4 separate regions of the Homo sapiens genome follow, and all the other regions are linked to region 2. A link is a contact called in ENCODE Hi-C or POLR2A ChIA-PET data. All regions are on one chromosome and are shown on one strand. The core of a region is the stretch at or near the end of the contact, and the rest is flanking DNA. Distances in the headings are between cores, read along the strand shown. Region 1 has its middle 37 kb from the start of LINC00598. Region 2 has its middle 160 kb from the start of LINC00332. Region 3 holds the start of LINC00598 (long intergenic non-protein coding RNA 598). Region 4 overlaps LINC00598 (long intergenic non-protein coding RNA 598).

Region 1 (3,076 bases), core at 539-3,038, 490 kb after region 2:
AGTATTGGATTGAATAGCGTAGTCCCAAAATTTGCTTCCCCCCAACCTCAGAAGGTGACCTTATTTGGAAAGAGGGCCTTTGCAGATGTTAGTTAAGATGGGATCATACTGGACTGGGGGGACCCTAAGTCCAATGACTGGTATCTTTATAAAAAGATCATGAAAGACACAGAGACAGAGAAAAGACAGCTGCACGAAGAGATGGAAATTGGAGTGACGCAGCTGAGGAATACTAAGGATTGCCTGCAACACCAGAAGCTAGGGACAGGCAAGAAAGGATTCTTCCCTAGAGCCTTTAGACACTTTGATTTCAGACTTCTGGCCTCCAGAACTGTGAGAGAATGCATTTCTGTTGTTTTAAGCCACCCAGTTTGTTGTACTTTGTTACAGCAGCCCAGGAAACTAATATAATGTCTAAAAATCTGAAATACTGGCTTCTATGGCACAACTGGACCCTTCAGAGAGGTATATTGGGAGAAGGCTCTTGGTGCCCCACAAGAGACCCACACCACCTGTCCTACCTATCCCAACCAGACGGCTTGGCAGGTGAGGGGAAGGAGCAAGGCTGAGAGGTGAACAGACCCTCAGCCATCACCATCGACAACTTGTAAAAATGTGGGGACCAACAAACACCCACTAACCTCTTTTTGCACTGGGCTTGTTCAGCTGCCTGCTGAGTGGGCTGAGAACAAAGTCAGCTGCAGTCATGAATACATGAGCCAATGCAGTGGTTATTAACATTTTGGTGTCATTGATCCTCAAAGAACATGGTGTGACCTAGGGACTTTCTCCCCAGGAGACACATGCAGATACTCACTGAAATTTGCATACAGTTTCAGGGGTTTCACAACCCCCTGAAGCCTCTCCATAGAGGTAAGAACCTTTGATCTTCTAATCGAACAATGATCTGTCCAAATTTAAACTTACAGAAGAGGTACAGTTCCAACATTGGTGAGTAGTTTTGTTTCTGTGTATGAGCATTGAGTACAGAGTAGAAGCTCACCAAGTCAAATCCCAGCACTTTCCTTTCAATGAGAAATGTACTTAAACTTCTCAGCCTCGGTTGTCTTGTCTGAAAAATGAGAAATAGTGATACTACTTCCCAGAGCTACTGTCAGGATTAAATCAAATAATGTCAGCTATAGACTCCTGAAGCACCCTGGACTTCCCCTTCTAAACCCTGCATCCCCTTCTAATCATTCAACTTAAGCAGTTGTTCAGTAGCCATAACCCAGTAAATTGTAAGCTTCAGGAAAGCTTTATTCACAACTGTATTCCCTGGGGCTCAGACTGTCTCGTTCAGCATGGTGCCCGGCGCATGGCTTCTGCTCAGTAAATGGTAGCTCTTATGAATATCCAGCTCAAACTGGTAATGACAAGGAAGCATTGCTAGACAACGAAAGGGTATCTGCTAAAATGTCTGCCTTCGGAAACCTATTGTGGACTCCATGGAAGAAGAACAAGTGCTGTCTTCTTTCTTTGTTGCTATCCTCAAACAAAGAAGTGAAGGATTGTTGCAAGACTCAAAGTCTGTCACTCCCACAGAGCACCAGGAAATGAGCCTCTTCCCTCAGATTCCCCCACCCCAGTTCTGATCCACATAGAGGCTTCTGAGACTCAACCCCATCTGTGAGTCTAAATGGACAAGACAGCAGCTGCTGAGTGGGAGGCAGCACCATCTCCGGAGAGAGGCCCCAGCCCTTTCCCAAGAAGGTGTTACTTTTGATTTCCTTCAAGTGTGATCAAGGTGGGTGAAGGGTGGCTGCTGGAAGTCTAGGCGAGGTGTGGGCTGGCTGAGTCAGGGCTGGCCACGTTCCCCTTGGGAAATTCCCATAGGGAGGGAGCAGGTGGCAGTTGTCAACTGGGAAATTAACCTGGCGTGACTTTAAGATCAATGGGTAGATTGTAATCTGCCCACAGAAAAACCTGGGTCTAATTAAGGGACAGCACTCTGGGTGGAAGTGAGATCCTATGTTTGGAATGAAGTCCTTCACCTTGGCCTTCTCTGTTTCCACCTCTCTAGTTCACAGGCATGTTGTTAGAATAAATCAAATGAAATGATAAATACATACATTTGAAAACTGAAAAAGTGCTCATGGAGTAGATTAATAAAATAGTATATAAAAGAATAAGGCAGATTTTCATACTGTTACTAAAAAAGTTTAATTAAAATGCTATTGAAAAGTATTAATGCAATTTATTATTATTAATTTGCCTCCACTTAGCACCAGGGAGCAATTTCCCCATTTTAGGGGATGGAGGCCTGGCCAAGGAATCAGGATCTGTAGGTGACTCTTATTTGATTAGCCATGTTTGCTTCAGGGCACCAAATCACAAAGGAATAAAAAATACCAGAGCTGCCCAACAATGAAAAGATTTCTTAGAGACATTTTAGGCTTCCTCTCAAATCCTCGTGTTTTACATATATTACAAATTCTTAGCCCAAGTCCAAAAGATGGACTATAAATAAACTTGCAGACAAGCATTAAAAGGTAGAAGGTTCAGGGTGACATGGGACCCCATGAATGAAATCTAGAGATAGGGACTTGTTCCTCCCGGACCAAGATAAACTCCCAGGGAAAACTTCTACAACCTGGAGACAAAGCAGGACTATTTCCCAGGAGAGGAGAACAAACAGCTTTTTATCAATAATGACTACCATTGTGTTGGATATCAACTATGCACTAGATACCTTCTCTGCATCACTTCTAACCCTCAAACAAGTCCCAGTTTATAAATGAGATTGAGAGAGCTCACATGAAGTGTAAGATCACAGAGGCTAAAGAAAGGTGGGCTCCAGGTTTGAACCAAGGCCTACCTGTTCTGTCAGCTCACCCTTCTCAGCCGTGCTGCGGTTATTCACCATGAGACCCAGAGGAGGTGACACTGCCTGCCGTGGCGAATGGGTGTGATCACATGAGGTCCAGCCGGGCATTTTTGCAGGCTGGGCTGTGCCTCTTCCCTAATCTGGGACAGTTATACTGCCAGAAGTTCAAAATTAGGCTAGACAACCCATTTTCTTAGCTTCCATCCAGTAAAATAAAAGTTTTAAAACCAGACATGAAAAAATGTGGGT
Region 2 (2,999 bases), core at 24-2,523:
CTTGGGACAGGTCAGTTGGTTGGGAGCCTGAGACTGGGGAACGATGCAGAGACAAGGGTTAGGCAACACATTTCTGACACTCTTCCAGAAAATCAGGAAAAAACAGTCTGCGAAGAGAGAAAAATAATGCTGATATCCAGAGAGAAGTGGGGATGAGCAGCTGCTTGACCCCCAGGGAGTGATGCTGGGAGGCATTGCCTTGGTTCCTGACTCTACTCCAGGTCTTCATCCAGACCTTCTGCTCCTCTAACCTCATATCCTTTCAACAAATCCCACTTTTTAGCAAACACTCCTTGGTGAGTTTCTGCTACTTGGAACCAAACGATCCCAAGCCTGAAATCACATACTCCTCTGAGTTGCCTATCTCAGAAAAGCTAGCAATGTCATTGACAGATAAGGTCCTTTGCAGGAACACTGTTGCAGCTGGAGGTCATTATCCTAACTGAGTTAGTGCAGGAACAGAAAACTAAATATCATATGTTCTCACTCATAAGTGGGAGCTAAACATCGCATACTCATGGACATAAAGATAGGAATAATAGATGCTGGTGACTACTAGATGGGGGAGGGAGGTCACCAAGGGCTGAGGAACTAACTGTTGGGTACTATGCTTAGTACCTGGGTGATGGGATCATTCATACCCCAAACCTCAGCATCACGTAATATACCCATGTAACAAGCCTGCACATGTACCCTCTGAATCTAAAATACAAGTTGAAATTATTTTTAAAAAAGGATTATTAACAAGACCTTTTTATTTAAAAAAAATTCTTTAACATTCTTTCAGAACAAAACATTAGCATCCAGCTTGTTCTTGGACATTCTTGTCTGTTAAGGTTGAGCCCATTTAGGCAAATTACCCTAACATGAAACTGAGCAGAATTCTCAACAGAAATCCAGGGCTCAGCTATTAGTAGAGTTTTAATTTTTGTTATAGCATTGAAAGATGACCATTCTCAAACCACTACACAGCTAAGCTGGGTTTTGACTCCTTGACAACTGCATAGCAAATTGGTCCACATGAGGAATTCTGGCTCTATTAATCAGCTGTGGCTGCTCCATGTCAGTGGGTAAAATGCGGATGTCATTCAGGGTGCAGATGGCCAATCCAAATGATGTTTTCAATGGCATGAAATGAGGCAAAAGAACTTGAAATTGAGATAAGAGCAGCCTACCACCACCGTCCAGCCTTCACTGGAGGTGTGAGAAGCCAGCCTGTTTCTGTTCACAGGGAATTTAGGTGAATCATGACCATTTCTGTCCGCGTGAGGTTGAAAGTGAAACCCTATTCAACCCTCAAGATTTGCTCAACCAAGGGCTGATTACGGTGGGAAGGAAAGAACAGAATTTACTCATCAATAGTCCTAGACCTGTAGGCAGAAACCTTTTCCTTTGTGGTATCTGGCTCATCATCATCAAAGAGTGTGTTTCTCTGTGTGTGTGTGTGTGTGTGTGTCTCTCTCTCTGCCTCTGGTCTTTCTCATTTTATCTCTGTGTGTATGTGTAAACACACACACATATAAAAACATATACATAAATTGTGTATATATAATACATATGTACAGTATATATGTATATATTATGCAGGGCCAAATGATTATTATCAAAGAGATTATTAAAAATGCTGTTTTATCCTGCAACTTCTCAAAGAGATGAAGCTTCCAAATTGATATCTACAAGAGGTGTTGTCCTGTAGGTGCTATGAAGCACTCATATTTCCCCACAGAAGAAGTGTGGTTAGTAGGAAAATGAAAGTATTTTGAATTTCTCTTCACTGGAACTTAAGGGGAAACCCAGGAGACGTGCCTTGCTTCTTTCCCCCATGGCTCCAGCTGAGGACACCCTGTCATCAGGACACGCCTGCCCCACAGAGCAGCTGCAGAGAGGACCCTTCCCATATCCCCGGCCTCCCCAGTCTGTTCTCCTGCTGACCCCTGCCTTGTTAGCTGGATAGCAGATGCTCCCTCATCTAGCCAGCGACAAGCAGAGGGCATTCTTCTAAGAAAAGTGCCAAGAATCATTCCTTCTCTAGAAATGTCACCAGAGTCCCATGTGAAACAATAATAGGGACATTGATTTAACATCTAGGCATTTTGATTTTAAGGGCTTGTACCTATGGTATTTGCTTATGCTGGGGCTTCCTGAGTCCCTAAATAACCTTTCCAGTCATTTGGGGCTGAGTGATGATCAACAATGTATCGCAAACAGGACTTCTCATCAGTTTATTAAAAATTCATCCATCTTGGAAGATCAGTCAACTTCAACATAAGAAGATCCATTTTTGGGGATCTGACTTAGCTCACAAGTAAAGTGGGCTTTCTGGAAAGTGAGTGCGTAAATGGCCAAATGTAACATAAACTCCAGTGAGCTGTGCAAGCCACTCACTGGAGCAGATTGCTCAGTGGCCACTCATTCTGATAATTAATGAGTCTTATTTTGAACTGCAGTGACATCGTATAAACATGGATGTTTTTTCCTTCTACTTTATTAAGAAGGAAGAAAATAAATTAAACCTCCTGGCAACAAATGAATGAATATGTTATATTTTTTAATATCCACAGCCTTACCCACAGAAAGTTTATTATATGATGGGCTCTCAAAATGAATTTTAATATATGCCTTTGGATCATTTATCTTACAATTATCACCACAGGGATTTTCATGGAAAAATAACATTTTCTGGCCAGGCATGGTGGCTCACACCTATAATCCCAGCACTCTGGGAGGCTGAGGCAGGCAGATCACCTGAGGTCAGGAATCCAAGACCAGCCTGGCCAACATAGTGAAACCCTGCCTGTACTAAAGTTACAAAAAGTAGCCAGTGTGGTGGCAGGCACCTATAATCCCAGCTACTCAGGAGGCTGAGGCAGGAGAATCGCTTGAACCCGAGAAGCAGAGGTTGCAGTGAGCCGAGATTGCACCTCTGCACTCCAACCTGGGTGACAGAGTGAGGCTCCATCTCAAAAAAAAAAAAGAAAAGAAAAAACATTTTCGTGGCA
Region 3 (3,146 bases), core at 466-2,965, 450 kb after region 2:
ACTTCTGGGCAGTGTTTCTCAGTTATGAAATGTACGCTTCCCAGGAGCAGTCTCCGCGTTTTCCAGCGCCTTCCCTGCCTGCCCGGCTCCCCGGACTCTGCTCCTCCCGCTGCCCACCGAAGTGGCCCTGCCTCAAGTGTCCTCCAGCTCACACTGTGCTTCTCAAGCAGTGGCTCCCCAAAGATGTCCCCAATGAGGAGGGTGAACAAAAAGCGCCTTTCACAGGATCTCCCAGGCACTGCCAGAGCGAGGCAGGCTTTGAGGAGCCTGTCAAGGAGGGCAAAGGCCTCGCTTTGAAAACGCTTCTCCAGTGTGCTGGCTCGTGGGACTTGGCAGGCCCAGGGAACGGCGCCGCGGGGAAGAAAGCCCCTGGATAGGCCTCCCTGGCGGGCACCCCCTGCTCTTTTCATTCGGCCCCATGTGACGCCCGTGAGGGAGCTGGCAGGCCAGGGCCTGGTGAATGAATCCTGTTTGTCAGGGCCCCCGCCTTGACTGCAGCCCATACGTCAGGACACACGCTTCCCGACTGCTAAATGACGGCTGAGAAAAGGACAGTGGTTTTCGGTGTTTGTAGGACAGGCAGGAGTGGCCAGGCAAGGACTGAGATCAGTCATAGGGGAGAAAATCCAAAAAGTAAAAACTCCACCGACCACAGGAGACTTTTCTTCTCTGCTCTGGTCAGCAAGAAGGTCCCATGATTCAGCACAGAAAAGCACCCTCTGGCAGCCCGGTCCTGTTTAGTTCTGGGTTCGGTGCAATTTCTTTGTTGAAACTCAGTTTCTCCCTCTGTAAAATAGGTATAGTGACACGAGCCCATGGGAGCTGCTCAGTAAAGCTCTATTGTTTAATCAGCTGACAAATGGCAAAGCCAAGTCCTAAATGCTTACTCAACTGGCCACCAGTAATGGGTGCATAATGAGAGTGAGAATTCAAGGGCAGCCACCTACCTCGCCCATCTGTTTATTTTTCCTGCCTTGGTCTAAAATGGTTCCAAGGCCCCAGACTCACAGCAGTCATGCCTCTTCCGTGGCGGCCAGAAGTGCAGAGGACAGTGTTATTCAAGGTCATCTGAAGAAGGCAGGGACCCACCTGCCACAAAGGGTCGTTGTGAAAATGCAAACGTCCAGGAGCAAGGATTAAGGGGAAGACTCCCACACCGGAGAGCAGCCAAGGGCACCCCCTTGCCGAGAGCAAAAAAAACATGTGGTCACTTCTAGAAGGCAGAGTGACAAGTCAAAGCCTCTCTGTGAGTTAGCAGAAATCATTCCCTCCGGGTGGAGGAATTACACATGTCTTTCTGGGCAGGCAAGTTAGGAAAGGGGTGCCCGTCTGGGCAATCCAGTCAGGACGAGTGCCCCTTTCTCCCAGACTGGGGACGCAGTCTGGAGGGCAGCGCCCACTACCCCTCCCTCTCTGGGCACCGTGGCACACCCTCCGGGGCCCTGCCTTTAACCGCTGTGTAGCCTGACAGGGAAACGTCAAGGTCAAACAGGAGGCCTCTCACAGCTGCAGGAAGGAACACCAAAGCATCTTCTTGAGAAATAAACAATGTTGCCTCTTTTAGCTCTAATTTTTTCTGTATGGCTTTGAAGTGGCAGTGTCTAGGGAAACCCCCAATACCTTTCAAGGGGGGAGATCAAGGACTCCTGCGTGTTGCAGTGAAGTTAATGAAGCCATTCATCCATTCGGCCAACAGCCATCATCGGAGCTCTACAGCGTGTCCCCAGTAAGTCTGCTGTCAACACGCAGACATGGGGGGCGTCAGCACAGCCCTTGACCTCTGCGAGGTCACAATCCAGGGTGGCTGCAAGACCAACAGTAGCACCCCCCACCCCCGACCAATGAAGTCCAGAGGAGCAGAGAAAGTGCTGGCAGACACAGAGGATGGAGCAACTCACTTATTTTAGAAGAACCAAAGAAGGCTTCACAGAGGTGACTTCTGGGGGTGTTCTTAAGTGAGGGGTAGAATTTCTATGACCAGAGCAGCCAGGTGGAGGGAAAAGCAGAAGCATAGCTACGGAATCAGAAGAGTCTGTGCTGTGGCCAAAGCATGGGGTGGGAGGTGCGGAGGCAGGAAGTCCCTGAACACACCAAGAGTCAGAACTCAGGGAGGCAGCGGAGAGAGGACCCACAACTCCACCTGGGCCTTAGGGCAGCTCTGACGATGCTGTAAGGCCAGACTGTAGAGACTAACAATATAGGCATCACCTGGAAGACTTGAATGACCCAGGGAAGATGCAGAGGCTTGAGGACCAAGCCAGAGGGGACGGAAACACAGAGACTCGGGTTTCCAGACCGGACCGGGCGCATGGTGAGGGCACAGGCCTGCAATAGACAGCACAGGAGTGGAGTGGGTTTGGAAGGCCAATGTTGAATGTGGTTGTGGAGAAGCCAAGTCGAGGCTCCTAACAATGCAGTCCTGTAGAAATGCATAACAGTTAACTAACCAGCGATGAATAGCTAGTTTTAAAACTAAAAGGCAAAGAGATTGCAAGGGAACTAGGGCCCTGTACAAGGACCCCTGCCGTGCTCTGGGGCTGTGGGAGTAATTGGGTCAGGGCAACAGTTCTCAGACTTTGGGGTGCATCAGAATCACAGGGCGGTGTGGGAGGCCACTGACAATCCAGGTACCTCGGCCTCACCCCCACTGATTTTGTGTCAGCACCTACAGAAGTAACACCGATTCCAGCTCCCCAGTTACAACATACTACAAATCAAGGAGTCCTTTAAACTTTTTAACTTCTTTCTCACTAATTAACTAGAAATACCCTCCCCTGTTTACCTTTTAGCTGAATAATCTCTTTAACTGATTAACTGAAGTTAATTCTCACTGGCCAGCAAAAAGTTCGGTGAAATTAGCCTCGGGAGAAACTAAGATGGCAAAGGCTATTTTGTGGGAGGTAAGAGAAGAGGGAGAAACAGAGACAAGAGACAGTAGGGGGGAATGGCTAAGAATGGTCCGTCTGGGCATTGTTGGTGAAACGGCTTAGTGGTTGTGGAGTCACTAGAGCCACACGTTGTATGTGAAGTCATCAAAGCGGACATCAGGGAGCCCTGGAGTTGGTCCCTCATCCCCAGGAAAGGAGGACACCGGCTTTCCACCAGCCTCAGCAGGTCCACCCTCAGACAAGGCTCCCCATAGGCTC
Region 4 (3,253 bases), core at 407-2,906, 380 kb after region 2:
AAAGGCCTGACAACTAGAGGTGCTCAATAAATATTTGCTACTAAATACACAGTGGGTATTCTGTAAATATGAGTTTTTCTTCTCCCTCCTTTCTCACACTCTCCCACCTTTCCAAGAGAGGCAGGTAACCATGAAATAGAGAAATACTTTGAGGAATTTTCCTGCACAATTCTAGCTATATTGAACTGAAGAAAAACATAGCCACTGTTGTAGCATGGAGAGGCCAGGGATACTGGGTGCCACAGGGGGATTCTGGAAGAAGGAGAGACTAGATTTGGGGAAAGAACCATCTGTCTCTGCAAAAGGCCCCAACTTTCCTTCAAAAACTTATTTTCTATTAGGCCTTTGCCCAAACTTAACAACAGATATTTATGTAAAACTGCCTATGTGCCAGGCACTCTTCTAAGTGCTTTACATAGAATCCTAACAACAGTCCAATGAAACAAGTACCATTATCATCCCCATTTTATAGATGCAGATGCTAAGAACTAGAAGGATGAAGAAGTCCAGAGAGTCTCAAAACTGCTTGGGATTTATATCAGTACCTCTAGGAAATGTGTTAAAATGTAAATTCACATCCTCCAGGATTAGGCAAAGTAACTAAGAAAAAAGAAAATTGAGGACTGACAAGAAGACCAAAGGTGGAACCCTGAGAAACAGCAGCTACATTTATGGGACAGATGGAGGAAGAATTGACCTCAGGGTGTGGTGTGAGAAGGTAGCAGGAGAGCCAAGGCAGGGTGCTGTCTTGGCCATTCAGGGAAGGGTGTTCAAATAATGAGGTCACGTCAACCATTTCAGGAAGGTATTGGGAAGTGTTTGCTGGGATTGGCAATTAGCAGGTCACTTACAACTTTGTTGAGAAGAGTTTTAGTGTCGTGCTGGGGAAAGAATAATGGTCTCATCCTCAAATACCTTGTAAGACCCTTGAAGGAATCTCTCTCTCTCTCTCTCTCTCTCTCTCTCTGCGTCTGTTATCTTTGACCAGGCTTATACACAGTAAGTGCTCATTTTGCTGATTTTGCCATTGCTGACAAAGATAATGACATTCTACTATTGCTGTTATGAAGTCAAGAGCAAAAGATGGTGTGTATGTGAGTTGAGATTTCGAAAATATGGGTGCAGGAGGCAATTACCCCTCAATTTCAGTTAGGTAGGAAAGGGGGCAGGCAGACAGAGCTTCCTGCATTGCAGAGAGAGATGACCACAGGATGCCCCATAGACAGAGACCAACTCTACTCAGCCAGAGAGAGAAACTGCAGTTCTCCGATAGTAAATGCAGTTGTCCCCTCTTATGGAGACTCAGCTGCCAAAAACTTAGGTGAAGGTTCAAGGTCACTGTGAACCCAGGGCCACCCTGAAATGCTGTCCATTTGTCTGCCTCTAGTCCTTTTTCGGCTTCTAAAGTCCAATCATTCTTTGCCCTTATAACCACTCTGGTGTGTCTTGGAGAGAAAACACAGTTCTTCACGGTTTGCCAGTAGTCGAGGGAGGAATCTGAAAGCTGACTGTTTCTCCCACAGCTTCAGGAGCATTAAAACTTCAAAAGAGGAACTATTTATGCTGTCATTACCACAGCGGTCACTTCTGCAGGATTTCTTTCTCTGATGCAGCACTGGTTGGACACACTTGGCCCAGGGCCGAGAGGGGAGAGGAGGGCGTTACAGAGACACTGAGTCATCCTGCCTCCTCCACGCCCTCCGCAGCTGCCCCTCACTGCACTTCCTCCTCCTCCTCAAGTTAAAGGTCAGCCTCTCATGCTCGTGCCAAGTTTTGCGAAACACACATACGCCAAAAAAAAAAAAAAAAAAAAAGGCTTCAGAAAGGGTAAATTTTTTAACATGAAAAGAAATAAGGAAAGCCTCCTTCAAAAATACATGCAAAAATAAGTAATCCTTCCCCCATACTACTTAATAACTCCAGAATGATAAAAATTTTCCAATTGTGAATATGTAAGGAATAAAATAAAAGGAATGAATGCCCCACTGTGTTAATGCAGCCCTTTTTAAAATGATCCTAATTTCTTCCAGAAGGCTCTGGAGGGTAGATTGCAAGGTTTGTCTTAATATAGAATTATTCCCTTCTCTCCGCTTGTCTTTAGAACCAGTGTGAACATGGTGATATTTTACAGTTGGCAACCTGTACTTCGCTGCTCAAAAATGCTGCATTCCAAGGGCTACAATCATGCATTGTGCATTTGAAATGCCTGTTGCTAAGAACAAATATCAACCCCAGGACGACCCCACTCAGCAGATCGGCCAACTCCCGCACAGAGCTGTTTCCCGACCTCTGGTCAGAGACAGGAAGCCCATTGGACCCTAGGCCCAGGCAAGTGCGGAGGGTTCCCAGGCAGGTGACATGGTAAAATGTAGACGACTAGCTCTCTGTCTGTCTTCAGGATAACGTCTGCCTCCCACCCTTCCTGGTCCCAGCTTAGGAATGTATGCAGCCCTTTTATGTGCATTGCCAGGAGGCTTGTGAAGTAGATTGGACAGAGGTTTTACAGCATTGTTCCTATTTAACTGATCAAGGACTGAACCTTGTAGTTTAACAACATGAAGTTGTACGGGAACAACTAAGCAGTTGCTGGACTAAAACCCTCAGCTTCCGAATCGCAGCCCCATTAAACTCACTTCCAGCCCCGTTGTACCCTCTTTCCCCATGAGGCCGCCCCAGTGGTGCTGAAAACAGGGACTGACCTGGTTGCAACGGGAGCCTGGGGTCCTGTTCTTTGCATGTTCCCACACTGCCCTTAAAGGCTGACTGCCCCGTGGGCACTGTACATCTGCAGATCACTCGCTTTCGACATTCAGAGACCTCCATCTCATGGCAGGGTTGCCCGTGTCCACACCTCGCACTTCTCCCATGCCACTTACAGCCTGTTTCAGATTAGTTTTAACAATTGTTTTCTGGAGATTTTCCAAACTTTCCTCAGCCAAACAATCAGGGAAAGGGATAGGCCTGGCGCCGTGCAGAGGAATGGAGCCCTTCCCGCCCTGGAGCCACCTCCAACAGAGGCAACTCCGTGTACGGTGAACATTACCCTAACTGGTGAAAGTGATGATGTTCAATTATGTTGTATGTTATGTGCTTTTGTTTTTTGCACTTCTCTGTAAATGTCCTTCTTCCTAGTGAGTGGAGGGGTGTTGGGGGCGGAGTACTAGGATGTGAAAGTAAACACCAAGAGAAAGGTACAGGTTCAACGTGAGCATCTACAATAGGATTATCAAACCTGCAGAAAGGCTTTGTTAGG

Evidence for each region. Hi-C counts contacts between places; a loop is a spot of excess contacts on that map. ChIA-PET counts read pairs that join two places held with the same protein, here RNA polymerase II (POLR2A). Pooled maps may share reads with other maps.
Region 1: a loop to region 2 is called in a map with no recorded cell type, with 8 times the contacts of the local background. The contact joins two enhancer-like sites. A Hi-C loop is called at or near these places in 7 of 37 single-sample maps with no recorded cell type and 12 of 50 pooled maps. POLR2A ChIA-PET finds 5 or more read pairs at or near these places in 2 of 52 experiments (Panc1 and naive thymus-derived CD4-positive, alpha-beta T cell).
Region 3: a map of naive thymus-derived CD4-positive, alpha-beta T cell shows a loop between it and region 2 (4-fold over the local background). The contact joins the promoter of LINC00598 here to the enhancer-like site in region 2. A Hi-C loop is called at or near these places in 1 of 168 maps with a recorded cell type or tissue (naive thymus-derived CD4-positive, alpha-beta T cell) and 9 of 50 pooled maps. POLR2A ChIA-PET finds 5 or more read pairs at or near these places in 1 of 52 experiments (activated B cell).
Region 4: a loop to region 2 is called in a pooled map, with 3 times the contacts of the local background. The contact joins two enhancer-like sites. A Hi-C loop is called at or near these places in 2 of 50 pooled maps. POLR2A ChIA-PET finds 5 or more read pairs at or near these places in 2 of 52 experiments (A673 and naive thymus-derived CD8-positive, alpha-beta T cell).

What each region holds. Positions count from the first base shown.
Region 1 is chr13:40,516,928-40,520,003 of GRCh38, forward strand. No RefSeq gene overlaps it. Among named protein-coding and RNA genes, the nearest start is that of LINC00598, 37 kb to the left of the region's middle. RefSeq lists a silencer at 649-848 and enhancers at 1,054-2,253, 1,059-1,208, 1,329-1,398. Within about 2 kb of position 1,789, at least 2 of the 41 ENCODE cell types and tissues checked have a DNase peak (open chromatin) inside an H3K27ac peak, as active enhancers do.
Region 2 is chr13:40,025,123-40,028,121 of GRCh38, forward strand. No RefSeq gene overlaps it. Among named protein-coding and RNA genes, the nearest start is that of LINC00332, 160 kb to the right of the region's middle. Within about 2 kb of position 1,274, at least 2 of the 41 ENCODE cell types and tissues checked have a DNase peak (open chromatin) inside an H3K27ac peak, as active enhancers do.
Region 3 is chr13:40,479,289-40,482,434 of GRCh38, forward strand. It overlaps LINC00598 (long intergenic non-protein coding RNA 598), which reads right to left and starts at 1,716. Exons shown (of 7, transcript NR_024507.3): 1 at 1,621-1,716.
Region 4 is chr13:40,400,900-40,404,152 of GRCh38, forward strand. All of the region lies in intron 6 of LINC00598 (long intergenic non-protein coding RNA 598), which reads right to left. Among named protein-coding and RNA genes, the nearest start is that of LINC00598, 78 kb to the right of the region's middle. Within about 2 kb of position 1,657, at least 25 of the 41 ENCODE cell types and tissues checked have a DNase peak (open chromatin) inside an H3K27ac peak, as active enhancers do.